7 separate regions of the Homo sapiens genome follow, and regions 1, 2, 3, 4, 5 and 7 are each linked to region 6. Evidence: chromatin loops called from intact Hi-C (ENCODE). Cell type or tissue: Caco-2. All regions are shown on one strand.

Region 1 (4,000 bases), 320 kb after region 6:
GAGAGACTTTTAGAGAAGATCTGGGAGACCACGGACCTCATGATTTCAACAGCAGGGGGAAAGTGTTTTGAAGCCGTAAGCCACAGCTTGAACGTAAGAATCCTTTAAAAAAGTTACGTTTAATGACAAAGAAATCAGCACAAATTTTCAGTGGTGAAACTGTCCTGCAAACCTGTGAGGTTAAACTGCAAAAGAAAACATTAATGGATGAAGCAGCCTATCCAAATAATTTAAACACCCTTCCGGAAAGCATTTGACACCATTTTTCATAAAAAATCTAATCTGCAAAAATATATTCTGGCATTTACAAGGCAAGCTATTTTAACCACAATGAGAAAAAGAATCCCCCAAACCAATTTTGAGATAGGCTATCGTATTACAGTCAATACTGTGGCCTGGCAGGAAGAACACTGAAGCTCATTTGAAATACTGTGTGCAGCTCTGATAAGGACATAAATATGGAGAAGGTGGAGCAGAGAGCAACCAAGTGATAAAGAGACTCAAAGGAGACATACTTTACATTAGCACATATCTTGCAAAATCAGCAACTGCACCGCACTTGGTCAGCAAAGAAGGGGATTTATGAGAGAATTTCATTGAGATGTTAAGAAAAAATCTGAAGGGATTACAAATGATAAAGCAACAGGGCTGCTTGACTTTGAATGTAAAATCAGGGTCTGCAAATTCAGGTGAATTGAAAAAAGGTTTTTAATGTTTTTTGTTTGTTTGTTGAGGAAGAGCTTGGAGTTGTTGACATGGGGAAAGGAGCCTTGAGCAGTGCTGAATGGGAAAGAGGGACAGCAGAATAATTGTCAGAACTGTGGAAAGGTTAAAGGAAGAAGAAAATAAATGTTATAGCATCTTTGACATGGCAGCATAGAATCGTCCCACCTTAGACTGGAGAAACAGATGCTTTCCTTCACAGATCCGCCTCTGAGTTTTATAGAGAGAGATGTTGCTCTTCTTGGGTCCACCTCATACTGGTTTTGCGTAATTCTGATCTATGATGCAGAAAGTAACTTGTTTCATTGTGATGGAAAATCTAGATCCCATAGATCAACTTCTTAATGCTCTTTCTGGCTTTTCTCTTCCATTATTTCAAGTCCAAGCCACCATTCAAGGTTCAGTTCAGATTCCATCTCCTCTGTGACATCTTTGCCGATCTCCCCGGTGGAAGTGAACTCTTCCAGCATGTACACCTTTCATATTCATTTGGCACTTTTTAACTGCCAGGGCGGGGCCCCCACCTAGATTATAAGAAATTTAAGGGCAGGGACAATATCTTATTTGTTTGTATGTTTTCCCTTCATACTTCTCACGCACTTTTTGGTAAGGGGCTCAAAAATGAGTTAGGGCTTGGTTAGTAAAGGACATAGAAGCATCTTATTACTTATTAATAAGCATGCTTATTACTTATTAGCTCATGACACCTTATTATCCTAGGTCTTGGTTTTCAAAGACAGCCAGGCAGTGAGGATCGGTGTGATAATAATAGTGGCTACCATTTATTGTGCACCTACTGTGTACCTAGCATCAGTTATATCGAGAGAGAGAGAAAAAAAACAAGAATTGCAGGGAAAACATGCCCTTTTGAGTGGTGAAAAGAAGCAAGAATAGAGAGCTGAGATCCAATCTAAGATGTGAAAATGGAAGAAATCAGTTTTCTTAGAAAAGAGAAAAATATTTTAAAGTGCTAAAGTATAGTTACATTTATTTTAAATTATTTCATTATGTTTGTATTATGTGATCATACTCTACCATATATATGTGTGTGTATATATATATGTATGTGTGTGTATATATGTGTGTGTGTATATATACATATATATCCATGTAAATGTATTTGTTAAAGTTCTAGAGGGACAGACACCTGCTGATAGCTGTGGTTTCCTCTAGGGAGTGGAGTAACTAAGTGACAGATACTCAAAGGAGACATAACTTACATGATCACGTTCAGTCTGCAGCGAGAAAAGGGGGTGATATCATTGAGGACTTTCTGTTGGCCTCTATTTATGTATTATTTTTATAACTGCATATTCATGTGTATACCAGTAAGAAGAAATACAGCACTTCGATTATTTTATCAGTGAGAATTAGAATTCAATATAAAGAATTTTTAGCTAGAGATTAAAGAATTGACAAGGCAAAAAAGGGGCCACTGAAATGTAGCAGAAATAATAACTGCAGAAAGTAGTCACCACTTCAGGCTGGGGAACAAAGGGAGAAGGTTGGGCTTGTTAGGATCTCAGAGGACAGATTCTGATCTTTGAAAAGCGGGTGTCCGCAGAGGCTGGGAAAACTGCACACTGGAATCAACTGCCTTTGCTGGGGTGAAGGGCTATGGCTGGGAAACCCTAACAGGAACAGGAAGCAACTGGTTCTTTCTCTTCCTTCCACCATGCTGTCTCCCCTTGGCGCCCTCTAATGGAGACAAATGGCTGAGCTTCCTTCTAAGTCCCACGGGCATGTGTGTGGCTTATTGATGAACCTCCCAATTAAGCTGTGCTGCAAACTCTACCGATCTAGGTGGATGACATTAACAAGTTAGCTCTATCATAGTCATAGGAGTCAGAAGTAGCCCTAAAGAAGTTAGAAATGAACCTGGCGCTTATGTATATAACTAGGTACGTTGGTTTGGTATAGAATACACACAAGACCCCAATTTTTTTTTATTCTATTTGTGGCCCTCTCCACTAATTAACTGGACAATTCTATAGAAACCACATAATGTCTTTCAAAATAACCATAGTAAGAATTAATTCCAGTATAGCACTTAACGATGTGACAGACACTAAGTGTTTTATGTATGTTAACTAATTTAATCCTTGTGACAACTCTACAAGGAGCAGGACTGTTAAGTAACTCATCCAAGGTCACTAATAGTAAGGGGCAGTCCAGGAAGTGGGCCCGACCATCTGATATAGAGATTATCTCTTTATTATCAAGCTTTGCTGCCTCTCACTTACATTGGGCTTATCATATGCCAGGTATGGCTCTACTCCCTTAAAATATAGAACAATCCTCTAAGGTAGGAACCATCATCCCCATTTTACAGATGAGGAAAACAAAGCCTGAAGGGCTATGAAACCCTCTGGCCTCCATTTCTCTGGCTGTTAAGTAAGGAGGCTGGACCAGCAGAAGTAAAAAGCTGGTTCTGTAAGACACTAGGAAAGAGCCCAAGTGTCCTGGCTCAAACACAACTAGAAAGAAAGACTCCCTTTATGTCTTTATAGACCCCCTGACCTCAGAGGATTGATGATAAAACAGTCTTGTATATGAGTACTAAAATTGCCAACTCAACAGAGGTTTTTATTCCCCGCTGTCTATTCTCCTGCCAGGAATTAGATGGGAAATAAAAAAAAGGGAATTAACAGCTTTAAAAAAAATCATTTAGGAAAATCTGTTTCTTGCTGTTGGCAAGTAGCTCTCTGGTCATAGCCGCATCTGAGTATATTCAGACTCCCTTAACATTAAACGGGAGTGTGGGGGTGAGGGATAACACACCCTTTTTATTGCTTTGCTTTTTCCCATTTTTATTTTCTGCTTGACTTTAATAGTTTCAGTCTAACACCAGCCTTTGAAATGGGTTAGTATTGTCACAGTGGAAAGGCCCAGAGCCCAGGGAAGCTGAAGACCTTGCCTGAGGACACCCACCTGGTGAGAACTGAGCTGGGATTTGAACTTGTGATTTTTACCTAAAGTGACAGTATCAGGACTGCCAAGACAAAAATTGATCTTGTGTTAGAAATTCTGTTTTTTAAATAAAAACTTTCCTATCACTGTGTAAGCTTATAACTCTTGACAAGCCAAGGATAGGGACATTGTTAAACTGCCAGCCCCTCAGCCAAGTGAGCTGACATCATTGCATCCCTGACAGACTCATGATAGCAAGTCACAGGCCATCCACGCACCATGCTGATGCCATTTGAGGTCCATAAGTGTTTAACATCCCCAGGACCTACACACCACGTGAGGGAACGGGCATGTGGAATATGGCAGT
Region 2 (4,000 bases), 180 kb before region 6:
GCTTTGCAAATATTAACTATTCAATCCTCGTAACAACTCTGTGAAGTAGCTCCAGTTACCTGCCCCATTCACCCATGGAGAAAACCAAGGTAAGGAGATGTTGAGAAATGTACCCTGGTTTACACAGACAGGAGGTGGTGGAGCTAGCGCTTGAATCCAGACAGGTGGCTTTGAGGGTGGGTTACTTCAGCTGCTCTGCTCTCTCCTCCTATTTTCTCTAGGATTGTTTTACTGGGTTACTTTGCACAAGTCATTTAGACTCCAGAATTTTCTGGAGATATTGGAGTTGGTCACCTATTCATATCTTCTCTCTCTTTCAATCAGTGTTCATCAAGTGCCTACTATACGTCAGGTGTTGGCAGAGGAGTAATGATGTTATTGGCTGACTTGTTACACAATGATGGTAATTTACAGAAGGTGGGTTCTTTCAAAGGACTAGGAACAATTAAATCAAATTCAAATCTAAGTATCTGAAGTTAAAAACAGGACAGCTGGGCGTGGTGGTTCAAGCCTGTAATCCCAGCACTTTGGGAGGCCAAGGTGGGCAGATTGCCTGAGCTCAGCAGTTCAAGACCAGCCTGGACACCATGGCGAAACCCCATCTCTACTGAAAATACAAAAATTAGTCAGGTGCGGTGGTATGCATCTCTAGTCCCGGCTACTTGGGAGGCTGAGGCTGGAGAATCGCTTGAGCCCAGGAGCTGGAGGCTGCAGTGAGCTGTGATTGCACCACTGCACTCCAGCCTGGGTTACAGAATAAAATCCTATCTCACACACACACACACAAAAAAAAAAAAAAGAAAAAAAAAAGGATACTTTTTTTTTTTTTTGACAGGGAGCACTTTTTACACTGCTATTTTCTGTAGAAGTTCTTTGGCCATTGTCACAGTCATGCTTCTGAACCATTTTTTTTTTTTTTTTTTTTTTTTTGCCAGAAGTCTACATAATTTCTCAGACAAATTTGCTTTGGAATATACTCATTATTCTGCAAAAGTTGTTTGTGGCAATTCTTCCTATGAAACTGGAACTTAGTGGCAGCCCCAGAAGCTCCTCTGAGCTGTGGGAAAAAACAGAGTTCTCAGACAAAGGGACTTCTGATAATTAATCATTAATGTGTAAGAACCTTGAATGATGAGAGCAGCATTGTGTATTTCTCAGATAGACTAGATTCAGACCAGAGTGCCTTTGCCTGCAGGGCTGCTATAATGAGATTAAACACTGGCTTGGCCAGCTGAGCAGCCTCCCAGGACTGGGGACCTGGTTCTTTGAAACTAAGAATAAACACAAAACTTTGTTAGAATTTATTAAAGAAGCAAAAAGATTTTAAAATCCTTATAATGGATTGTAAAGAATAGTATTTAAATTACATTTCAAATTCTTAGCTAAGTAACAAGAGAATCACTGGGACTTTGCAACTCTTCATAATTTTCTCACAAAATCAGAGCAATTGAGATGGCTCAGTACTTTCAAGGAAATGCTGGAACAATGTATTAGGCGAACTGCTTTTTTTCCTTTTTTTTTGGTCTTTTGCTATTTTATAGTTTGCTTAAGAAACTTAAGAACAAGTGACTGGGGCCGGGCGCAGTGGCTCACCCCTGTAATCCCAGCACTTTGGGAGGCCGAGGGGGGTGGATCACGAGGTCAGGAGATCAAAACCATCCTGGCTAACACGGTGAAACCCTGTATCTACTAAAAATACAAAAAATTAGCCAGGTGTGGTGGCGGGTGCCTGTAGTCCCAGCTACTCGGGAGGCTGAGGCAGGAGAATGGCGTGAACCCGGGAGGCGGAGCTTGCAGTGAGCCGAGACCGCGCCACTGCACTCCAGCCTGGGCGACAGAGCGAGACTCCATCTCAAAAAACGCGTACAGCAAAAAAGGGTGCCGTTACATAGGTCATTGGATGCTATCACTGGAATGTCTGTTGAGAAATAAACGTTTTACCATCTGTAGACACATGAGGGCGCTTTAAGCAGGCAGCGTGGGATGCAGCGTGCAAAGGGAGGGAGGGAGGAAGAAAGCTTTGTCAAAGGTAGCCTGAAATTCAGGCATCTCCCTATCTGGTTGCGGACCTGTGCCTGCGTCGGGGTGGGGAGCACCGAATCGATTTAGGAAAAGAACTGCGCAGGCCCTTGATCCCCACTTCTCATGGTGAAATCAAGTTTGAGGTTCAAATCAAGGCTTTCAGAGAGTCAGAATTTCCAAATCTGTTACTTTGTCAAAAAACTGCTTTTAATCTGGTAACGTTTCCCATTAACCTCATTTGATGTCCTTCCCTAAGAATGTTTAATTAGAATCTCCTTTTCTGATGCCAGCAGAATTGAACTGCTTGTGAACTGAGCTTTAAATTGGACATGTTGTGTTTCTAGTCCTCCACTGAGGGTGAATTTTGCAGCAATTTGCGTTTAACTTTCTGTGTCTTGCTGCATTAAGCACTTCTAGAATAGGATCAACAGGACAGAGCTGGAGTATGCAGAGATTCTCAAAAGAAATGTAAATTTGGAATGTAATTGGGAACCCAACAGGGAGGTGTGGATTTCACGGATGAAGTCTTGGTGGAAGATCTAAGTGCCACAATGTGAGTTTGAAGTTATTCCATCTTCATAAGGATTAAACTATTTTAACCTCTACTAGGCAAATGTTTAAGAGAATAATCTGACTACTGTGCATTAAGTAGAGAGATTAGAGTTTAAAACACTTTAAATGAATGGCAGAATAGGACTCAGTTCTCTAGGATCACACCAATAGTTCCACCAGACAGATGAAGATATGTAATACAGTGTTTAAGCGGCCTGACATTGGCACTAAAATATTGAAATTACTGTTTCAAAAATGCAAACTAATAAATGCTTACATGCCCAGGGTCTATAAGAAAGGCAAAAACCAGCCAGGCGAGGTGGCTCATGCCTGTAATTCTAACACTTTGGGAGGCCAAAGCAGGAAGATCACTTGAGCTCCGGAGTTCGAGACCAGTCTGGGCACCATAGTGAGACCTCGTTTCTACTAAAAATTTAAAAAGTAGCTGGGACGTTGTGGTGCACACCTGTAGTCCTCGCAACTTGGGAGGCTGAGGATGGCTTGAGCCCAGGAGTTCAAGGCTATAGTGAGCCATGATCATGCACTCCAGCCTAGGTGATAGAGCAAGACCCTGTCTCAAAAACATGCACTCCAGCCTAGGTGATAGAGCAAGACCCTGTCTCAAAAAAAAAAAAAAAAAGGAAAAAATATTGGAAAAAATGTGATCAGGTCTGAGCACTTTTTAGCATTCTTTTGTTTCTTTTCAGTGACATGGGAGTGTTTGCTCTGTGCTCAGGAATGTGTTTGGGCTTTCTTAACCCTAAGGGAGTGAGTCGAGGTCAAGAGTGGTTGGGTTCAACTCTGACAAAGGCAGGTGAACTCCTGACCTGGCAAATTCATTTTTTTCCCTGTTCCAAGAATTACTTGACTCATCTTTAAAGCGGTCACATTTACACTGACATTTTTCAGTGGTGAGCAAAATCTTGCTACATAAAAAACTGTGCAAAATCCTTCCGTCTTGTAATATATGAATTCAGGGCCTCAGATGGGGTAAACAGGGCCTACAGTGCCGAACATTTATCTTTCTTATTTGAACGAACAACTCTTCCTTCCTTCCTGGAATGTGACTTAACGTTAAGAATTTCTATTAAATCTCTGGGTACACCCAGAGACCTCAGAAAGCTCTCTACAGAGAGAGCAAACATCCTCCTGTACTTGGCAAAAGAAGAAACAGATGCTTGCGTGGCTTGCAGGCTCAGCTGCTCAGGGCCGCTCTGTGGAAGAGAACCAGTGAACCTGGGTTGCCAGAAAAAATGTTAATGTTGAGTTGAGAATAAGCATTTGCACTTGTGAGTAGTCAACAGATATGTAGGACATGTGAGTGCAACGGAAGCGGCACCCAAACTGGACTGCCCTGTAGTCAAAGTTAGGGGAACTGGGGCTATTTTGGGTTTGGGCCATTGGGTATCCATTTTCCCTTTCTGAG
Region 3 (4,000 bases), 100 kb before region 6:
TACATGCTAGCTCTATGACCTTGGGTGAACCACTTAAATTTTTGAAACTTGGTTCTGTAGCTGTAAAATGAGGATATTATCTTCTAGAGCCTATGTAAAAATGGAAAGGGATGATGCCTGTAAAGTGTTTCATATAGAATTTGGCATATATTAGCTACTCAATAGATTTTAAAAAGAAAAAAGTGGGAGCATTTGCATTAAGGGGTCCTTCCAGGTGTGGCTTTGAAGTGGAAAGACCATGTGGCTTGAATGTTGGTCAAGACGTATTTGGGGGAGACTACCTTGTCTACCCTTCTTCTTAGAGAACCTCCTACCTCCACAGACTTGCTAAGGGGTCAGTGGACCCAAGACTCTGTCCCCACTTTTCCCTTCTCTATGGTGTAACTGGTACAATGAGAAAGTCTATCTTTAGGGTGGTTAACATGGTTTTACCCCCTCTTCTTCTTTCATTTAATTATTTACTAAATGTCTACTATGATCAGGCACTGCACTAGAGGCTGGATACAGCAGTAACAAAACAGATATGGTCACTGCCAAAACTAGAGAGGGAAACGGATATAAACACAGAAATTAAAATATATCACTGCAACTTGTGCTAAGTGAGTGCTATGAAGGAAGCAATCAGAACACAGTGACAATGAATTACAGTGGTCAGGAAGTGGCCTGGCTAGAAAAGACAAAGTGAAACAATTAGACCCTCTGCCTTGAAGGTCTGAGCTATTCAACACAAAGGGAGAGAAGCTGGAGTGCAGATGAAGAGAGGCTGGACTTGCAACTGCCTCACTTTCTCTCCTTCCTGCTCCTTTAACTTTTCCTGAAGTCTCATGAGACGCTGCCAGACCTTTATAATAATAACCTCTTTTTTTTTTTTTTTTTTAAACTTGTGCTAGTTTGAGAGGGTTTCATTTTCTAGAGCAAGTATGGTGTGCCTGGAGGCAACATTAATAGCCGGGGCTGGAAATAAAAATAATAAAGCTAAATAATCCCGATTGGCAAAGGTGAGAAAAGGAAGATTTTAAATATAAGTCCCATTAGAATGTACATGACAGCTGGGAGAAGAGAGGCCTGAGACCTTTGCTCACACACTTCTTCCAGCATTGACATTGCCACCATTATTTACTTATGTGACTTCCTGCTCTACTGACAGGGAGCATATCTTTATATCCACAGGGTCTAGAACAATGGGTGGCATTCAGTAGATGATTCATAAATGTTTGTAAAAGGGATGACTCACTGAATGAGTAAAAGGAAGCAGGGAGTCTAGTAAGATGGTTACTGACATATTCTAGTTTTATTTATCCATTTTTAAGTGCATCTCTAATTAAGAATTAAGTATTACACACTATTAAAAAGCTTAATGGATTCAAGCCCAAAATGTATGGAGTGCCTCCTGGGTGCCAGGCAGAGCATATGGCTGGCTCTTTCCTTGAGAAGCTTGCAATCTTGGAGGTGAGCTTAACCTTATCCCCTATGATAAGGACAGCAATCAAGCAGCCAGCAACCTCCTCCTCACACCAATGGGAACTGGAGTTATTTATGGGTTTGCCGTTCCTGCAACTTTGAAAGGAGTTTTATAATCAGCTTTGGTCACATTTCTCAAATGCTGAGCCATTCAGAGATGCCTTAAAAACAGCTCATCTGTGTATGCTTTGCTTCACTTGCTGGGCCACTAATATTATCTACACAGTAATGGAGGTAGTTTTCCTATGAATTTTCTTGGGGAAGAAAATACTCTTTGCAGACCAGTACCTTCACATCATGGATAATTCCATAATTTAATTGCCTTTTCTAACATCTACTTCCTGCCAGCAAAAAATATGCATGAGGTGCTGTCATGTTCTACTTGGCTGACTTTTGGGGAATTAACACCAGGGGTACAAATCAAAACTAACTTTTTTTTTTTTTGGCAGGAAACCAGGAAGAGAAAGAATAATGCAGATTTGAAGATGGAAAAAAATGCAGTTTTTATAGAATTATGGGAAGTAAAAGTGGAGAGGATCTTAGAAACATTCTAGTTGTGGCTTCTCAAACTTTAAAATATATTCTGATCACCTGGGGATCTGATTGGGATGAAGATTCTGATTCAGAGGCTTGGGGTGGGTCCTGAATTCTACATTTCTAATCAGCTCCCAGCTGATGTAAATGCTGCTTGTCCAGGGATGTGGTGGGCAGAATAATGGCCCCTCAAAGACGTCCATGGCCTTATCCCCTGGAACCTGTTAACATGTTAGGTTACATGGCAAACTGAATTTGCAGATGGAATTGAGGTTGCTAATTAGCTGACCTTCAAATGGGGAGATCATCCCGGATTATCTCAGTGGGTCCAGTATAATCACAAGGGTCCTTATAATTTGATGGAGATGGAAGAGAGTCAATGGGACAGTGATGCAATGAGAGAAAGGCTTGGCCAGCCTCTCCGGGTTTGAAGATGAAAGGGGGCCACGAACCAAGGAATGCAGGCAGCTTCTAACAGCTAGAAAATGCAAGGAAGAGTATTCTCCCCAGGGCTCCAGAACCAGTACCTTGAGTTCAGCCCAATGAGACCCATTCGGACTTCTGACCTCCAGAACTAGAAGATAATCAATGTGTGTTGTTTTAAGCTGCTGAAGTTGTGGCAGTTTGTTACAGCAGCAACTGGAAATGAATGCAATGGACCACACTTTGAGAAACAAAGGCCTACACTTCTCTTCCTCCCTCCTTATAAGGAGATGTCTTTCCCTATCCCACCAACTATTACCTTTTAAAAAAATATACCTTCCAGATGGCAACCCTCTCCACAAAGGTTTGGGGGAATTCTAGCCATTCACTCATTCAAGCCACATTTTGTGAGGGAAAGTGAAATGAATCTCACACAATCTTTGCATCCAACGAGCTGACAAAAGAGTAAGGAAAATAAGGCAAAGTCATAAATAACTAGCACATCATTCTGGTAACAACGTTCTCTCTGAATCTTACCTGCTCCCTATTCTTTCTTTCATTAACCCAGACAGGTTCCCCTATCTTTCACCTGGACTCTGGAAAAGGCCTCCTAATGGGATTCTCTGGCTTGGTTTCTCCTCTCTCCAATCTGTCTTAAAACAGTCATTGCACAATTAATCTCCCCAAAGTGCTGAGCGTGTTCACTGATAGAGGGAAGGAGATGGCAGTGAGAAAGAATTAGAAGAGGGGAAGAGAGGAGATAAATTATGAAACAAGCTTCCACTGGAAATAAGAGAAACGTCATCAAAACCCATGTGGAATGGAAGGGAGGTTCTTCTGTTTTTCTAAGAATTCAGAGAAAGGAGAAAAGGAGAAGTGAGAGTGAAGACATAATAAAAATTTCAGATTGTGAAGGGGAAAATTTATGGAAACCATTCCTCTGCGTGAGAGTTTTAGAATTCGCTTTGGGGCTTAAAAAGTGGAGAAAGGTTTAGAGCTGCCCTTATGGAAATGAGATAGGAAATGACCTTGATGAATGATGGAATGCTGAGCAGGCCTGTGGGTCCATGGTGCTGGACTGCACAGATCTGTTACGGTGCCGATCGGCATGGCTTTCCCCAGCAATTCTCAACAAGCCAGAAGCAGGAGCAAAGCAATCATCCATAGTTACAAACTGAACTGTAAGAAATGTAGTGGTAGATTTTAGGGCTCAGAAACATAGGGGCTGAGTATCACTAAGGTGTCTGATGAAGGCATCTGTGGTCTATGAAGGGGGAGGATGAATTGGAACACTAGAGAAAGGCTAAGGGACAAGAAAGAACAGATGTTAAAGAGAATTAGAAGATGAGAGAGGTCAATGATAAGGACATGCTCAGAGAAGGGATGTTAGACATTGCCAGTATGTGGTCCCAGTGCTGCTTGCTGGTGTGTAAGTATAACCCCTTTTCTGCAGTCCAGCCCTTTGCTTTTTAAAAAGAACTAAAGTGTTCTCCACAATTCCATCTTTATAGAGTAAACGTGCTCTTCTGCAATTTTTCATAAGCTGTGCCTCCTAAGTTTTTACTATCTGATCAAGCTCACC
Region 4 (4,000 bases), 75 kb before region 6:
ATGCCCATCCTCAGAGACATCTCAGGAAAGGTGAAGTGGCCAACGTTATGTGAAGCAGAGAAGAGGTTCAGCAGAATAAATGTCACCCTCTCCAAGCATACTGTAATTGGTTCTCTCCCTGCAGATCACACTGCTTTCCTCCCCCATCCCCCCCACCACCCGCTGGCAAATCCCAAATCCCAGAGGGGTTTGGACAAAAGATCAAACATAGTTCTTTATACTCCAGAGCCCCAAGTACTTTACCACAAACTCCCCAATGTTGAAAAAGAAATATGTGTTCCCTTTCTTCCTTTCCTTCCCCCATCTCTTTAGCTATGGGCAATTCCTACAGAAAGGGCAATGTTTTTTCTTATAATTTGACAAACATTCATTAAACACCGACAATGCACCAGGGTCTGTGGGGAATGCTGGCAGTGGTTAAAGCTACACTTACTGAACTCTTACCGTATACCCAGCAATGCTCTAAGCACGTTCCATGTATTAACTCCTTTTGTTCTCAGAATTGCCCTAAGCAGTGTGTACTTCTATTTTCGTTATCACCATTTTATAGAAAAATAAACATGAGCACAGAGAGGTAAGCTACTCACTAAGTCACAAAGTTATTCAGTACCTGGTTGAGCTAAGATTCGAACTTATATCTCCTGGCTCCAGAGCTCTTGGCCCCAAAGGAGCTTAAAGATCAATGATGAAGACAGATATGTACACAAAAACAAAGGAGAACGCCAGGCAAGGAAGTGGGGAAGGAAATGAGATTAAGAACTGGAAGAATTAGAGTTGGAATTCAGCTGGCTCAAGGTTTTGGGCACAGCAACACTGGGGCTGTGGTCTGTCCAGCTCAAAAGTCCCATCCCAGAGAGTCAGGCGCAAAGGTATTAGAGGCACGCTTGCTGTTAGCGGGGCTGGGGATGGGGCTGTATGCTTTTTAAACTTTTAATGGGATCTTTATAAGGACAACACTGCATATTCACGTCCAAAGAAAACATGGATTGTGGTTCTGCAATATAACTCTGAACCAGCAAAAAGAACCCCTAACTAAACCTGGCAAACAAAAGCTCTGTGTTTATAGCTAACTCTGGGAAGCTGGCTCGGTTGTCATGGAATAAAAATGTGGAAAAGGAACCCATCATCTCTTCACAGCACATTCTGGTTTCAAAAATCTCTGTTCCAACAAACTCACAGTATCCTAGTTCATTGAGTCAGAACACTCCTAGTAAACATTTAATAATTTTCTCAAAGTGGCAGAGAAAGTCAGTTTTCTTCCTAGTTCCTTGAAATGTCACTGGCACTGGCGGAACAAAAACAGTATATGATGTACTGCCTTAAACGCACTGGCACTTGGTGGGAAAGAAATACTGGGGAGTGAAGGCAGGGCTTGGACTTCCAGTTGGAGAGTACCCCCAGGCAGCCAGCCCCCTTTCCCACCCCATTACTGTTCTTCCTATGGCTTCCCAGCAAATGCAACCTCAACTCACTTTTTAAGGTTTCCTCGTGCTCCAAATCAGGGCTCTCAGTCCAGTTTCCAGCGACTGGCTTTCTCAGGAGGCACATAAGCTCTGTTCCCCCACTGGCCACCTTTATCAACTTGCTTTTACTGTGACCAGTAAGTCATCTCAATAGTGACGAATGTGGAGCCAGAAACCAGGGTAGTAGCAGGATCTTGGGCGTGGCTGAGTAATCAGCAGGGGGTTGGTGGCCTTGGTCACCTGAGCAACAGAAAGACTCACCTTCAGAGAGACTACTTGTTCCCTTTTTGTGAAACTGCCCAGTGTTTTTGCCTTCAGGGTCCTGTTAGTGAATGCCAGCTCTTCATCCTTCTTATCTTAGGGAAGGTATAGCTCTAAGACTGAACTTGCAACCTTTACACTCACTGCCCCTGAGGCTGAGAAGGTATAGGCTGGGACTGTAGTCATCATTCCAAAGGTCAGTTTCTGGGCATGATTGTCTGCTAAGGGCTTCTTATCTTCCAGGCGACACCAGGACAGGCATATCAATCAATTAGTACACATTCTTACACTGCACCCTGAAACCAGTTCCTGGTTCTACACCTAATTGAAAACATCTGTTAGCTAATTTTGCATTAAATGGAAAATGTAAAAACCATGTCTAGGGGTATACATTTTATTAAGGGGCATGTGCTCACACAAGGAAGTGAAGTTCTTGCCTGATCTTTATTCAGTTTAACGGCAAAAAGCCAGGGTGAGAAGCATGTGATAGAGTACATTTGGGGCAGAGTGGAGAGGGTTTTCTTACCTGTCAGACCTGCTCCATCTACACACACATTAGTCCTATATATGTTACCTGTTCACTGGTTTGAGTTTTAGAAATCTAACACATACATTCTACATGTTCTTAGAAAGGCTCACTTCCCTCTCAGATCAGGCCCCACCATCAGAGCCCATCTAGCTGACCACACACAAGCAGTTGGCCTAGAAAGCTGCTACCACCAGCCCTGTGCCTCTGTCACCAAGCACAGGATCTTGGGCCCTTAAGTAATCTCGCAGAGTAAACACTGCCTATTTTCTGCAATACAGATTCTTCCTTATGTTCTTATGACCGAAAACAAGCAATTACGATTCACCAAGATTGAATCCCAGCTCTACCTCTTACTAGTTTTGGGATTTGGGCAAGTACTTTGATCTAGGCCGTGTTTCCTCATCAGTAAAATAGGGATAATAATAGTAACTACGGCATAGCGTGGTAAGAAGGATGAAATGAGTTCATGTTTGTAAAGTGATTACAACAGTGCCTGGCACACAGCAAGTGCTATAAAAGTGCTATAAAAGAATATAAATAGATGCTCTCATAGCTCATGTGGTAGCTTTCCCACTGTCCTCATTTTACAGGTGAGAATCTAAGGATTATGAGGTTACCAACATGCATCCAGCCAGTAACGGAGCCGGCCCTTGAAACCTGACCTTCTGACCACAAGTTGTCCTGGTGTGGCTACACCCGTCCCTTTTCCAACTCATACTGTCACCTGATGGGAGAGGTGGGGTGACTCCAGAGAGGAGAGGGTGGCGGCCCGAAGCTAGGGGCCTGACTGCAGCCCTGCTAAGGAAATACGAACTCTCAGGGCTCTGTCTGTGTCCACAGGGTCATTTGTGTTCCATGCTTTTAAAACAGCTGCACTGGCAGAAGCAAATCCATTACTACAATACCACTTCTGCATAGAATGGATCGGAAACCAATGTCAGGTCACGATTTCCTGCCTTGTAGCTATCAGATGTGCTCAGTGCTTTCGTGACCAAATTCACAGCTTAAGGTACTTGTCTTCAAAGGACAACAAACAGTCATAACATAGAAAGAGCAAAGTTCAAATAAAGCCTTGGAGCTAATAAGGGAACAATCTAAAAATTACTAAACCTCTTTCCATACATGATTTCAGGTAATTGTATCAACATGAATAAAAGAAAGAATTCATATGATTTTAATTCCCTTTAGTTTATTCTAATGCAGTCACAGATAATAAAAACTCATTTTGATCATTTATTATATGCTCAGGATTCTAGGGGGTCATATTTACTATCTTAGTGAACTTTCCATTTCCAGCTGTAATACAAAATAGAAATTTGTCACCTGAAATATGCTGTAATGGGAAATTAATAAATAGTTTTAAAGTGCTTCAAATATACATGACTTTAACAGATTTAATACGTTACAAAAAGAATTCCTTCCTTTTAAAAAGACTGCTTCTGATAAATTCCACTTTGCCTTTCTCTCTTCCAAAGTTCCAAATACAATGCCTTTGACAAGCTAAGTGTTCAATGAAGACACATGGAAAGAAAGGAATAAATGTCCTCTCATTTTATTCTTCCTGTCTTGCTTGCAATGAATTTTTAATAATTTTTTCTCCAGTTTTTAACCCCTCATACTAAGTTATCACTTTAAATGCCACCCTTTTAAAACCAGCACTGTCAGGCTGGGCACAGTCACTCATGCCTGTAATCCCAGCACTTTGGGAGGCTGAGGTGGGAGGATCCTTCGAGTCCAGGAGTTCGAG
Region 5 (4,000 bases), 81 kb after region 6:
TGTTTGGCACCAGGTCCTGTGGTTTGGGCATCCAAGCAAGGAGGTCCAGTAGGATGACTGGAAAATGAGGGGATTTAAGCAACAATCTCCAGGACGACTCTTCACAATTCTAGGATTCTTTGGCGTTACATTACTAGCACTTTAACAGCAGTGTGTGGCTCAGGACTTATGATACCACTGATTCATGTCTTGTGCTTGCAACTCTCTGAGAAGCTGAGAAGGCAATAAACCTCCATCACTCTTTAGTATTGAAGTTTCAGATTATTCAAGGCACTCTGGGCACATTTAGCATGGGTAAGTAAGACTTGGGTGTACTGATACTGCTATATTTCTAGAAAAATGTCAATAAAGCTGCAAATGTAATTTTGAAGCTAGGTTTTAAGTGGAGAGATTGGATGTCGAAGTGAACACTAAAGGCTATTCAGAGAAATTCTCACTTCAGGGTTTTATAATTTGTTTATAAATCAACTATTCATTCATTTAATAAATATTTATTGAGACTGCTATGATGTACTAAATACAGGTTTCATAAGAGTGGTAAGGCAGACACGGTCCCTGCCTTTACGGAACTTAGTCTAGACCAGGGGCTGGCAAACTTCAGCCCCTGGGCCAAACCTGGCCCGCTGCCTGTTTTCATTCTGCCTGCGAGCTAAGAATGGTTTTTACGTTTGTAAACAGTAGAAAAAAGAATCAAAGGAAGAGTGGTGCTTTGCAACACATGCAAATTATAAGAAATCCAAATTTTAGTGTTCATAAAAAGCATTTTATTTTGCACAGCCACACCCATTCACTCACATATTGTCCCTGCTTGCTTTCATGCTACAACGGCAGAGTTGAGTAAGTGCGACCGAGATTGCATGGATTGCAAGGCCAAAAACATTTATTATTTGGCCATTTACATAAAGTGTGCCAACTCCTGGTCTTGATAGAAGTAATCAAACAAATGACCACACAAATAAATATATGTTTAAGCCAAGTGGGTGGGTTTTACTATTGTCTGGTCCTACTCAAGCACCTTTTCTCCCTACCACTCTCCCATCTAAATATCAAGGCCTGTGGTAAGTAGCCTCCAAAAGGTGGCTCCCAGTGAATTGTGCTTCCCAGGATTTAGGCTTTTGGAGTCATCCCTTCACTTTAAATCTGGCTAACCTGCGACTTGCTTGTTACCAAGAGTTACTTTTACGGTGGAGGTTACACTGTGTGGTGTGGCTTCTACACTAGGTCAGAAGAAGCCTTGTTCTTCATGGTAAGCAGTTCTATAATACATTTAGTGTAGATGCTTTAGACAATAAAAGGGAATATGTTTTGAATTTTTGATTTATATATAGTTTATATACTAATGAATATTAGCATCAGATTGTCGAATATTTTAAGTACCACCCAGGTCCATTGCTGCTGTCTTCCAGGGCTCCCTGGTGCTGGCCAAGGATGGCGCTTGGCAGTCCTGATGCTGACTCCACTTTTTTTCTCTACCTGGTCCCCAAGACCTTCTCTCAGGTTACAGCATCATCTCTGCTTTCCATCCCTACCCCCCCAACCTGCCCTTTTAATTCTCACAAGCCTCTATTGGAAATTGAAGGACTGAGCATTAAATGTTTCTTGTTTTTGTCATTCCCTTTATAAAAATTATACTTGTCCTTGAGTAAATGGATGCATCTGATTTGGGGAAAGGTCATGGATAAGTTGTGGAAGGAAAAAAACCCAAAGTGAATATTTCAAGTTATTACTGCACAACACTAAGACTTGTGATAAGTGCTACCAAGGAGAAGTACAAGGACATTATGAAAGAGTAAAGTGTGATTTACAAGGATGATGGATTGGGAAATCAGGACCTGCCCCTGAAAAAGTGACCTTTAAGCTCAGGTCTAAAGAAAGAGAAGAAATTGGGCAAAGACCAGGGTGAGATTTAAGGAAGAAAAAGCCTATGTAAAGGCCCTGAGGCACATTAGAAAAGATCGGAAAGAAAGCCAGGAAGTTTGGGTAAAGATGGCAAATGGGACACACGCACCACTTGGTTTTCTTTTGAAATTCCACTAAAGTGATGATAAAGACAGACCCCAGGATGACAGCTGCTCATCAGACATAGAAGTCTGGGCAAGGGAGATTTAAGAAGATAAAAATTATCATGCACTTAATTGTTTGAGAGTATGGAGGAGATGTGTACACACCTGCAGGAGAGTTTAAGGTTAACTTAGTGATAAGAAAATCAAGCCAGTGGGGGAGAAAAGGACAATTATTAACTTTTGGGCAAAAAAGTTATTCAGGAAGAGAAGAGTAACCTTTGATACTACATGGCTCAGCTGTAAAAATGTTTGCTTAGTCAAAATAGTGCAAACACAGGGTATTCCTTGAACCTCAGTGATCAGGTGACTATATGGAGACACAGGCACATGGAAGGGGTTGTTAGGGGAGAACGTGGGAGAGCAACGCAGGAGGATGCATTGTCATCTTCCACAGTAAGGACTCAACAGGAGAAGCTTAAAAATGAAAGTGGCCTTCAAAACATGGTATTTAGAGATGTGTGGGCAAAATCCCCAAGAATCAGCTGACTAGCTGCAAGTGGTAGCCTTTGGGGAGACAGAAGCGAGGGGATGACATTTCCTCAGATGGGGGCATAACGAAGTTTGCAGAATCTTTTGACTTTTTTCTGTAAGTGCATTATAACTTAAATTAAAAATAAAAACCATGCAGTGGCAGGGCTATCAGGAGAGAGAGGGGGTGGGGTCTGAAGCAGGGAGGTGGAATCTTGTCAGCCATAGTGAGGATTTTAAGGGCAATAGGAAGCAAGTGAAGGAAGGAGTTTTTCAAAGGGGAATTGTAGGACCAGATTTATATTTTAGGATGACTCTTGCTGCGGTATGCAGAACACATAGAGGAGGCCAGAGTGGCCCTGGGAGACCTGAAGGGGAGCCATTGCCCTCACATTGAGGGTAGCTTGAAGGAGGGTGGGAGAGGGGTGGCCATGAAGATGCAGAGAAGTGGAAAAATTCAGGATTACTTTGAAAGTAGAACTATTTCATGAGTAACTACGAAGGAGAAGAAGAGGAAAGGGAGATTTTTCCTTTATGAATAACCACTGTAAAGCAACTTCAGAATTGCAGATAATAACTCTAAACTTATTCCACAGAAAAACCATTCAGATTAATGTTGAATGCAACGTTGCAAATTGGCAAGGATATTCATTTCAGGCTGAGTGCCTTTGGAAAATATGCGGGCTAGCCTCTTCGTGGTCTTGCATCCAACAATCCTATTTTCTTCAATTAAGTGGCTATTTCAAAGACTTGTCATCTGTTTACCATTAATACATATTAATACAGCCACCCATGGATCCACAGCAAAAACCAGCTAGAAAGCCTACATTATACTTGTACAATTTCAGATGCTTTTTCATATGCGTACATTTCAATTTCAAAACATTTTTAGAATGAAGTAACACAGTAAAAATAAAATGACAGTAAATTTAACTCTGCTAAAAAAAAGTATCAAACCTTATATTACTTAAAAATCAATGTTCTTTTTCTGGCTTTTGCTTTACTCATATGTTTAAAGCAAAGAGCTTAGTCGTCATCCTACCTCCCAACCCCCACACGCACAGTATTATTTACTTTCAGGCCATCTGGCAGTTTTTCCTCGCCATGATTTAAAATTTTCCTAATGTTTGCTAACAAAATTTGGGTGTTATTTTCTTTCTATAATAGTCCTTTTCATTTCCCCTAGGAGAAGAAGAGACTGAGATGTTCTGATAAAAGTTTAATTTAAAAAGGAAAAAAAAAAAGGTGAGTGAAATAACTCCCTTTAACCTCAGTCCTCTTTGCACAAAGGCACCTTGATTCTGTGACCCAGTAACTTGATTTGCTGACTCATGAAACAGGCAAACATGTCACCAGAACAAGCAATAATTTGTGTGTCTGAGATTTAAACCCAAAGCCCACAAGTGATCAGAATTAGATGGAATGGAGTTTGCTCATTCTTACTAATCTCTTTTTGTCTAATTTTCTTT
Region 6 (4,000 bases):
CCATACCACACATAAAGAACAAACATCCTATTGCTTATTAAATTTAGGTGTAATAAGTAACTTGTAGCCATTTGACTTGAAATTTGATGCACTTCTTAGGTCCTCTGGCTAAATAATTTATTTATGTTTTTGGGAGGTTTCCTCCATAATTAGAATTCCAAAATGAATAATAAACAACACTTTTCCTAGGAAGGGCTTTGGAAATAACATTGAACTCAGTCTTCATTCTTTTCTTCCACCACTTCATAATCTTCCCATGACTCCAAATCTAACTTGCTTAGTGAAGTCCGACAGAAAAAAATGCCTTCAAGAACAGAATATGACCAGAGGGAAGAAAGGGTTTTAAGAAGACCATATACCGCCTTTCTAATCGAAGGCTGCTTCTTTTAGTAAGTACTGTAGGTAGGAGCTATAAGAATAAATGCTGTATGTGTTGAGAGCAAAGATGTTAAAGCAGTGAATCAATGAAAAAATAGAGACTAGGCAGGTAGGAGTAGCCACTGTACCACAGACTAGGCTAAAACTAATTCTCTACTGTGAGTGGAGGCCTAGCGCGTGAAAAGACAAGTATAGAATAACTTCGAAGAAAACAATTGTATATTTCAAGAGTTAGCTAAGGGGCCCAGCACCCCCCCAAAAAAATCAGAGTTTTAAAAGTTTTAGAGACAGTGAATTTCAAATCAAACTTGAACCTTTTGCTGTTCAAATTAATTTCTTCTGGAAATAATGAAAACTTCTGTTTCTGTTAGAGAGGATTTAATATGCTTATTGAAACATGTAAAAGCTTCTTGCACATCATATAACTAACAAAGCATTATTTTTCTGAATTAGGCATAAATGATTTTTAAAATATGCATTATATTCCTATTATTATAGGGAGATAGAAAAGTCTGAAGAAACAAAATATGAATAAGATATATGTTGATGTTTTCACCAGATGGTCAAAGTTTATTTGAAAAATTACATTGTTTGAAATCTTGATCTGTGTAATGCTAGTTTGACAGTATTGTTCAAAATGATTCTCTGTGATTACAATTCAGAGATTGAATTGCATTTTACTATTTTCTAAACTAAATAGAAATGTGAAGATCTTTTCTTAAGCAAACAAAACAAGAACCATAAGAGCAGATGTTTTCTGAGGGATGAACAAAGTATGTTCGTTTATATTTTTTAACATTTACGTGTAGGTATTTTTAATCTGTGCGTACTGCTTTCCTCCACATTGTCACCTACACTCTTTATTCAGGGTGCTTAATTGTAAGCCTGGAGAAACAATGCCATGTCCTTCAATAAAGATGACTCTTTTCTTGCAGTATTGATTTTTGCAAAATGCCGTATTTCCCGCTTGCCACCCCTAGATTGTACCAGGCTCCTGATTCTCTAGGCATGATCGTTCAGAGCAGGGCTCACATTTGTGGATATAGCTCAGATTCTGGAAACCTGTTTCAGGCCATGATCAGTTGTGACTCTGTTAGGATTTTGATATCTGAATAAGTAGTGGGGACAGAGAGGAATTTTAGTTGCTAGACTCCAGATCACTAGGCAATATTCAAACTTATTGGGGAGGGCATCTACCATCTAGGATCTTGGACTTTGTGTGCAGTGAATGAATGGAATCTGGGTTATCTCCCATAGGAAGGGGATGAATATGTGTTCTGTGTTTGTTAATGTGCAATCCAGTAGGGCTGTTCACAAATATTCCAGCTCTGCTGCCTTTGAAGCACATGATAAGATTGTACTTCCCCACCTGACTAAAGTATAGTATAGCCCTGCGAGTTGCTTCAGCCAATGAAAGGTGGCCGGAAGTGATGAGTATAACTTTGAGTCAGAAGTTAAGAGTTGGGACATCAGTCACCGCATTCTTTTCTTCCTAGTGCTGCAACATCAAGGTGCGTGGTGGTGACTGCTTCATCAGACTGGAGTGAATGACAACAATGAGCAATGCCATCCCTGCTGAGCATTAGTGGACATGTAGTATGATCAAGAAATAAGCCTTTTTTGTTCTAAGCAACTGAGATTTGATGGTTGGTTGTTTCTGCACCGTAATCTAGCCTATTCTGTTTAAAAATAGGAAGGAAGAAAGAAACAGATAATTGCAGGGAACACCTTGGCAGAATATGGCTAATTATTCCCTTTCCTCCTCAGTGCACAATAAATTCACATTTCCTAGCCTCCCAAATTGTTAGGTGAAGCCAGGGACTGAATTCTGGCCAATGGAATGTAGGCGAAAGTGTTGTACTCCCCTTCCAGGCCTCATCCGTGGAAAGCCTCCCACATGATCTCTCTTCCCCATCTGCCATGTGGAAACTAAGGACCCTGAGACTTCAAAGCAGAAGTCAGGAAACTTTTTCTATAAAGGGCCAAATAGTAAATATTTTAGGCTTTGTGGATCATATAGTCTCTATCAAAACTGCTCAACTCTGCTGTTTTATGGAAAGCAGCCATAGGCACTATGTAAACAAATAAGTATGGCTATGTTCCAATAATACTTTATTTACAAAAACAGGCAGTGGGCTGCATGTGGCCTATGGGTTGTAATTTGCTGACCCCTTATCAAGAGGAGGGTAGAGCTAGGATGGAAGGAGCCTGGGTCTCTGAGTCACCCTGTCACTATTTCTTATAGACACTCACAAACACCTGATATTAAAACATTTAATATAAACATTTAATATACCTGTGTCTGCTTGTTGAACACCCACAGTTGTTATCTGAACACCCACAATTGTTATCTGAGTAAAAAAAAAATCCTTCTGTTGAATGAAGCATGACTAATACACTGTCTTAGCTCATATTCCAGAAAAAATTCCAGATGGATTAATAATCTAAACATAAAAAACTATAAAAGACTAAAAGAAAATATAGGAGACTTTTACAATATTTATAATATTTATAATCGAAGGCTGCTTCTTAGTAAGTACTGTAGGTAGGAGCTATAAGGGCTCCTTATAAGAGCTTTATAATACTAATTAGAAATATCATGAAAAAATTTCACAAGCTATAACAGAAAAAAATTAAACAGAGAAGACTATAAAAATTTAACATTTCTATCAAGTGAAGGGTACCATAAACAATGTTACCTAAGGGGAGAAAATACATGCAACATGTATACACAACAGGAAAGGGTTAATATGGGTAATATAGACAACTTCTTGAAATCAGTATGAAACGAGAAGCAGCAAAAGGGTAAGAAAATGGACAAAGAAAATAGACAATTCTCAAAAGAAGGACTATGTGCTAATAAGCATATGAAAACATACCCAACTTCATCAATGATCATAGCATAAATAAAAACAAGATAGCATCTGTTATTTGTCAGATTGGCAAAAATATGTTTTACTATCAGGTGTTTGCATCTATAAGAAATAGGAACTTTCATACTTAGCTGACTGGAGTGTGAATTAATAAACATTTTTGGAAAGTAATTTGCAGAACCTATAGATATTAAAAATGCATGTATCCTTTAATCACACTTTTCCACTACAAGTGATCTCATCTACAGAAATATTAAGTGTGCCAAAATATATTTACAGATATGCCGATTGTAATATTATTTGTAAGGGCCAAAAAAATTTGGACCACATTCCACGTTTATAAATAGAGGAATGGTTCATCTACTTCTCTATTTGGGCACATCTACACTGTAGAAAAATAAATAGCTGTTTAAAAATGAGGGAGCTATGTATGTGTTGACATGGAAGAGTGTCCATGATATATTTTTGAGTGATAAGAGCAAGTCAGAACACTGTGTACAGTATGAGCTCTAAACAGCAAGGGGGCAGGGCGGGGAGGATGGAAATTCCTGTCTCTCGAAGGATACTCACACTGTTGACCCTGGTAACCCTTTGACCCTTAGGGTGATGGTGAAAGGGGTGAAACCTGCCCTTTTAACTTTGTGCGCTTCTTTATCATTATAATTTTTTAAAAAGTAAAAAGATGGAAGGCAACAGAAACTAGAAGAAAAACCCATCATGGACACTGGCCAATGTCAAGCAGTTGAGGG
Region 7 (4,000 bases), 230 kb after region 6:
ATATGTTCATTAGGCTGAAAAATATAATCTCTCAGCTGAGCATATTGCCACACTGAATAAAAATTGCCATCATGTTAATAAGGACAAGAGTAAATATTAAATACACAACTAACAGTATTTGCCTAACTACCACCTCTTCTTATAAACCTTTCTGGGTCATTTTCATCTTTCAGTCCTTTCAGCGATTAGGCAAACTCCCTCTGTGTTTCTGTTGCATCCCAAGCATATATATTGCTCCACAGGAATACATACTGCATCATGTTGTCATCATCTGGTTTGCTTGCTTCTCTTCTCCGGTGGCTATAGGCTCTTTGATGCATGTGCCATCTTTATCATAGATGAATTTTCTAAAACAGGGTCTGGGGAATTGGTCCCTAAATAATTGGTCATATTGAATGCATCTCTGAGCATCTCCTGGGTCTGGGTTTTCCACTCGTCTCCCTTTTTTGGAACATTCATATTTTCAGAGAGAAAACACTAAAAATATTTGGAAAGTTATTCCAAAGTACTACAAGCTACCACTGTGCTTGGTGCCAGTTGTAGAGGAAGGAGCACATGGCTTTGAAACCAAACCAAAAATAGTATCGAAATGCTGATTTCAATTTCCACTCAAATGGGTCATCTCTTCAGTATCTGTTACTAGGGAACGGCCCAGAATGTGTTGGGTGGCAAGGACATTTTGACCAGGCTGACACAGTTTTAAAAGGCCAGATACATGAATTTGAACCAATCTTCTTTTAAAATGCACTTCTGATTTTGACAAATGCAGAGTATTGGGGGTGGGGGTAGGGAGGGAATGAGATGGCTGCTAAGAACAAGATGGAAACATGGTCACATAGCTCAATTGAAGTCACATTTTAATTATACTTATAAGTCTGGCTATGTCTTTTTGTGGGAACAGGAAATAAAGAGAGAACATTTTAAATGAAATATTGAAGGCCAGCATGTAAGAAAATCATAATAATGTGACATAAAACCTTTAAGAATTGAGGCATAAGATGCCATCTAATACCACAGCATCGTTGGTGACTTCTTCCCCTTCCTTGTTCTTTATGTCCTTTCTCTCAAGTCTTTTTCTTTCTTAATTAACCATTTTCACTGTCGTCAAGCTCACTCAAGTCCTTAAAACTTTAATTTGGATACAGCAATAACCTCCTACATAATCTGCCACCTTCATCTTTTTCACCCTTCACCTTCACCCCTGTCTATCCTTCCCATCTACCCCGTAATTTCCAGTGTCTCGTATCAATCTTTAGCTCCTTATCCCTCTCTGAATGTAAGTTTCCTCAATTCAGCTGCATTTTATGTTACATCTTACACTTCTTTGCATTGCCCCTGGGCCTAGTCCAGACCTCTGCTCACCATATGGGCTATTTGCGTACTGGCTGACTCAGGGCTGATGTATCCATCAGGCACAGCAGACACAGATTTATAGCCCACAACATTTCTAGGGGCCCATGAAAATGGTTTTATTTTCATTTCTTTGAAAATCAGGAGAAACTATTGAATTGAATAATAGTGAATATATAAGAATAAAACCACCCTGGATTATATTCATCTCTATACCAATGCAGTCATAGAATATAATTTTTAATATTTTTTAAATGAAGAATGGGATCCATCAAAGTAAAGGTGCCTAAGGCCCCCAAAAGTCATGTTGCTACCCTAGACTAACTTTTCAAAACCTAAGTCAATAAAAGTAAAAGTATGTGCAAAAAAAAAATGATTTTTTGGTACTTATTTTTAATGTGTATTTTCCTTGAAAACTCTCCATTTCTCAGCTTTTCATACTGGCCTAGTGCTGATCACTAGTCCGGAAAGTGCGAAGGCTTCTTCCTGGATTTGATAAATCGATGTAAATGGAATGTGACATGTTACTGTGTTATTTCGTTCACACAATTGCCTCTTTGATGGCTCAGTAAAAGGTGGAGGAGAGAAACTTCTCATGATATCTGTAAAATATACACCACGTTCAGTCTGTTATGTTAAAACACATAAAGTTCCCTTTCCAGTTTCTCAAACTAATTTCTGTGTGTCCCAGCCAAATGGAATGTGTTTTAGTCAGCTCTTGGGTAAACACAGAAATGTAATCTTTCCCCTCTTAAAGCAGAGCCTGCTTCACACACTGCATCTGTGTGTGCAATGTTTATTTAAGCATACAAGGATTAGGACTTAAAACTGGTTTGAAAGCACTGGTGAGTGTTTTTCTTAAGATATCTAAGTCTAATTATTTGAGAATTTATAATATTTTACATCTGCACAGATAATTTTTCCTTCCAGATAATTTATATTAACTTGGGTTTGAAATGAAGGAAATAATAATTGTGCTTTCTTCTCTTTCTCTATCTATCTCTTTTAGGTTGGGCACAAAATGTTCTCTAAAGAGCTGACATTATCTTGCAATTAGGATTTTCATTTCTTTTTACCTAAACATAATTATCATTAACCCAAATAAAATTCAGGAGATGAGTTGACCTTTTTCTTTGCACTACAAATTATAATCAATGCCATCAATTGCTGTTTTATTCCATTAGCTAATTTGTTTTTCTGTTAGAATGTCACATGCCCCTTTCCAACATTATAGCCAATTTATGTAATTTTAAGCTATTTATGCAGTTACCTAAGTGGTCAGTTTTCTATCTTCACAAACTCTCTGTGATTTACTTTTCAATCCTTTAAGTTTTCCTTCCCATGATCCTAGAATTACAGCGTGAGAATGATTTTGAAGTGTCACCTGGCCTAGTCCTATGCTTCTAGGTGGTAAATGCCCCACAAATACTGATCTGGAATGAAGGGATGACCCTTCTCTTTCTCAAGGTCGGCGGTCCCAATTGGGTTTCTTGGTTTAACTGCCCAGATCATCAGGAACTTCTCCCTTATGCTCAGTCAAGAATCTCTTCTGCCCTCCATGGATTTCCTTTCATTTTGTTCTCCACAGACATGGAGAATAACTCCTCAGTATCTTCCTGAAACAAACTTCTTGAGTTGGAAGGTCCAAGTGAAGGCAAGCTTGAGTGAACTTCCTCTTCCTTGGGCAAACCTCTCTTCATACTAGGACCTGTTTCTCCCCTTAGAAAATGATTCGGTGGAATATCCACCCAATGGACTTTATTCGGCCATGAAAATAAAAGAAATACTGAAATATGTCACAGCACAGATGAACCGCAAAAGTATTATGCTAAGTTAAAGAAGCCAGACACAAAAAGCCACATATTGTGTGAGTCTATTTATGTGAACTATCTGGAAGAGGCAAATCCATAGAGACAGAAAGCAGTATAGTGGTTGCCAGAGACTGAGGGGATGGGGAGTTGGGAAGTGACTGCTTAATGGGCATGGGTTTCCTTTCGGGGGTGATGCATATGTTCTAGAATTAGATCATGGTGATGGTTGCATAACATTGTGAATTTACTAAGTGCCCTTGAATTGTACAGTATAGTTAATTTTATTATGTATATTTTACTACACACACACACAAATGCTAAAATGCCTCTCTGCAACTCCTCCATTTTTGTGTGTAATCCCTTTTAAGGGTGGTGTCTAAGAAAACAAACTTTTTAAAGTCCTAACTGGAGAGTACAAATAAAAAGATTACATTTCAGCTGGCCAGAGTTAGAGGTCAATGGGTAGAAGACATGACCAAGAGTAAGGCACTAGATTTCATTCTTTCAGATTTTGTTTAGCACCTACTATGTGGTAAGTTCTGTGCTATGGGCTGGAGATGTAGCTGCAAGGGCATTTCAGATGCAGCCCCAGTCCCTAGGAAGCTTGAAGTCAAGCTAGTTTTTTTCATGATTTTATGAGAGCGGAGAGTGAATTGATTCTTTCATCTTCATTTGACAAACAAAAGGGGTGATAATAATACCTCATTATATGTACCTTTCTAATCCACAGAGATTGGAAAGACTCAATGAGAAATGCATGTGAACATAATTTGTATTTTATAAAGCAATATACAAAATATTAGGCAATAATATTATCATAGTTTAATGTTGACTTTTAA

What was found. Hi-C counts contacts between places; a loop is a spot of excess contacts. Peaks named below come from ENCODE experiments on the same cell type or tissue, not always from the same donor. Only the 100,000 strongest peaks of a DNase experiment are listed, where the experiment ranks them.
Region 1: it touches region 6 in a loop (5-fold over the local background); 70 of 110 quality-filtered maps call a loop at or near these places.
Region 2: a loop joins it to region 6, with 4 times the contacts of the local background. A loop is called at or near these places in 57 of 110 quality-filtered maps.
Region 3: a loop joins it to region 6, with 5 times the contacts of the local background. A loop is called at or near these places in 19 of 110 quality-filtered maps.
Region 4: a loop joins it to region 6, with 4 times the contacts of the local background. A loop is called at or near these places in 31 of 110 quality-filtered maps.
Region 5: it touches region 6 in a loop (8-fold over the local background); 7 of 110 quality-filtered maps call a loop at or near these places.
Region 7: it touches region 6 in a loop (6-fold over the local background); 5 of 110 quality-filtered maps call a loop at or near these places.

What each region holds. Positions count from the first base shown.
Region 1 is chr2:199,984,230-199,988,229 of GRCh38, reverse strand. The region is part of intron 2 of LOC124906112 (a long non-coding RNA gene); the gene reads left to right. Among named protein-coding and RNA genes, the nearest start is that of MAIP1, 31 kb to the right of the region's middle. In Caco-2, a CTCF peak has its summit at 2,405 (motif pointing left); a DNase peak (open chromatin) is centred at 2,419.
Region 2 is chr2:200,479,553-200,483,552 of GRCh38, reverse strand. SPATS2L (spermatogenesis associated serine rich 2 like) reads right to left here. Exons shown (of 13, transcript NM_001100423.2): 13 at 1,289-4,000. Among named protein-coding and RNA genes, the nearest start is that of KCTD18, 29 kb to the left of the region's middle. In Caco-2, a CTCF peak has its summit at 1,964; DNase peaks (open chromatin) are centred at 1,962 and 3,342.
Region 3 is chr2:200,403,287-200,407,286 of GRCh38, reverse strand. The region is part of intron 3 of SPATS2L (spermatogenesis associated serine rich 2 like); the gene reads right to left. It overlaps LOC101927741 (a long non-coding RNA gene), which reads left to right. Exons shown (of 7, transcript XR_007088047.1): 7 at 1,911-4,000. Among named protein-coding and RNA genes, the nearest start is that of SPATS2L, 99 kb to the right of the region's middle. RefSeq lists an enhancer at 728-1,927. In Caco-2, no CTCF peak of the experiment used is centred here; DNase peaks (open chromatin) are centred at 1,116 and 1,506.
Region 4 is chr2:200,375,844-200,379,843 of GRCh38, reverse strand. All of the region lies in intron 2 of SPATS2L (spermatogenesis associated serine rich 2 like), which reads right to left. Among named protein-coding and RNA genes, the nearest start is that of SPATS2L, 71 kb to the right of the region's middle. RefSeq lists an enhancer at 667-1,193. In Caco-2, no CTCF peak of the experiment used is centred here; DNase peaks (open chromatin) are centred at 1,863 and 2,963; H3K4me3 peaks cover 368 bases.
Region 5 is chr2:200,219,638-200,223,637 of GRCh38, reverse strand. No RefSeq gene overlaps it. Among named protein-coding and RNA genes, the nearest start is that of SPATS2L, 85 kb to the left of the region's middle. In Caco-2, no CTCF peak of the experiment used is centred here; DNase peaks (open chromatin) are centred at 2,047 and 2,397; H3K4me3 peaks cover 224 bases.
Region 6 is chr2:200,300,905-200,304,904 of GRCh38, reverse strand. No RefSeq gene overlaps it. Among named protein-coding and RNA genes, the nearest start is that of SPATS2L, 3.8 kb to the left of the region's middle. RefSeq lists enhancers at 1,709-1,758, 1,301-2,500. In Caco-2, no CTCF peak of the experiment used is centred here; DNase peaks (open chromatin) are centred at 1,794 and 3,804; H3K4me3 peaks cover 211 bases.
Region 7 is chr2:200,075,409-200,079,408 of GRCh38, reverse strand. The region is part of intron 1 of LOC124906112 (a long non-coding RNA gene); the gene reads left to right. Among named protein-coding and RNA genes, the nearest start is that of MAIP1, 120 kb to the right of the region's middle. In Caco-2, no CTCF peak of the experiment used is centred here; a DNase peak (open chromatin) is centred at 2,108.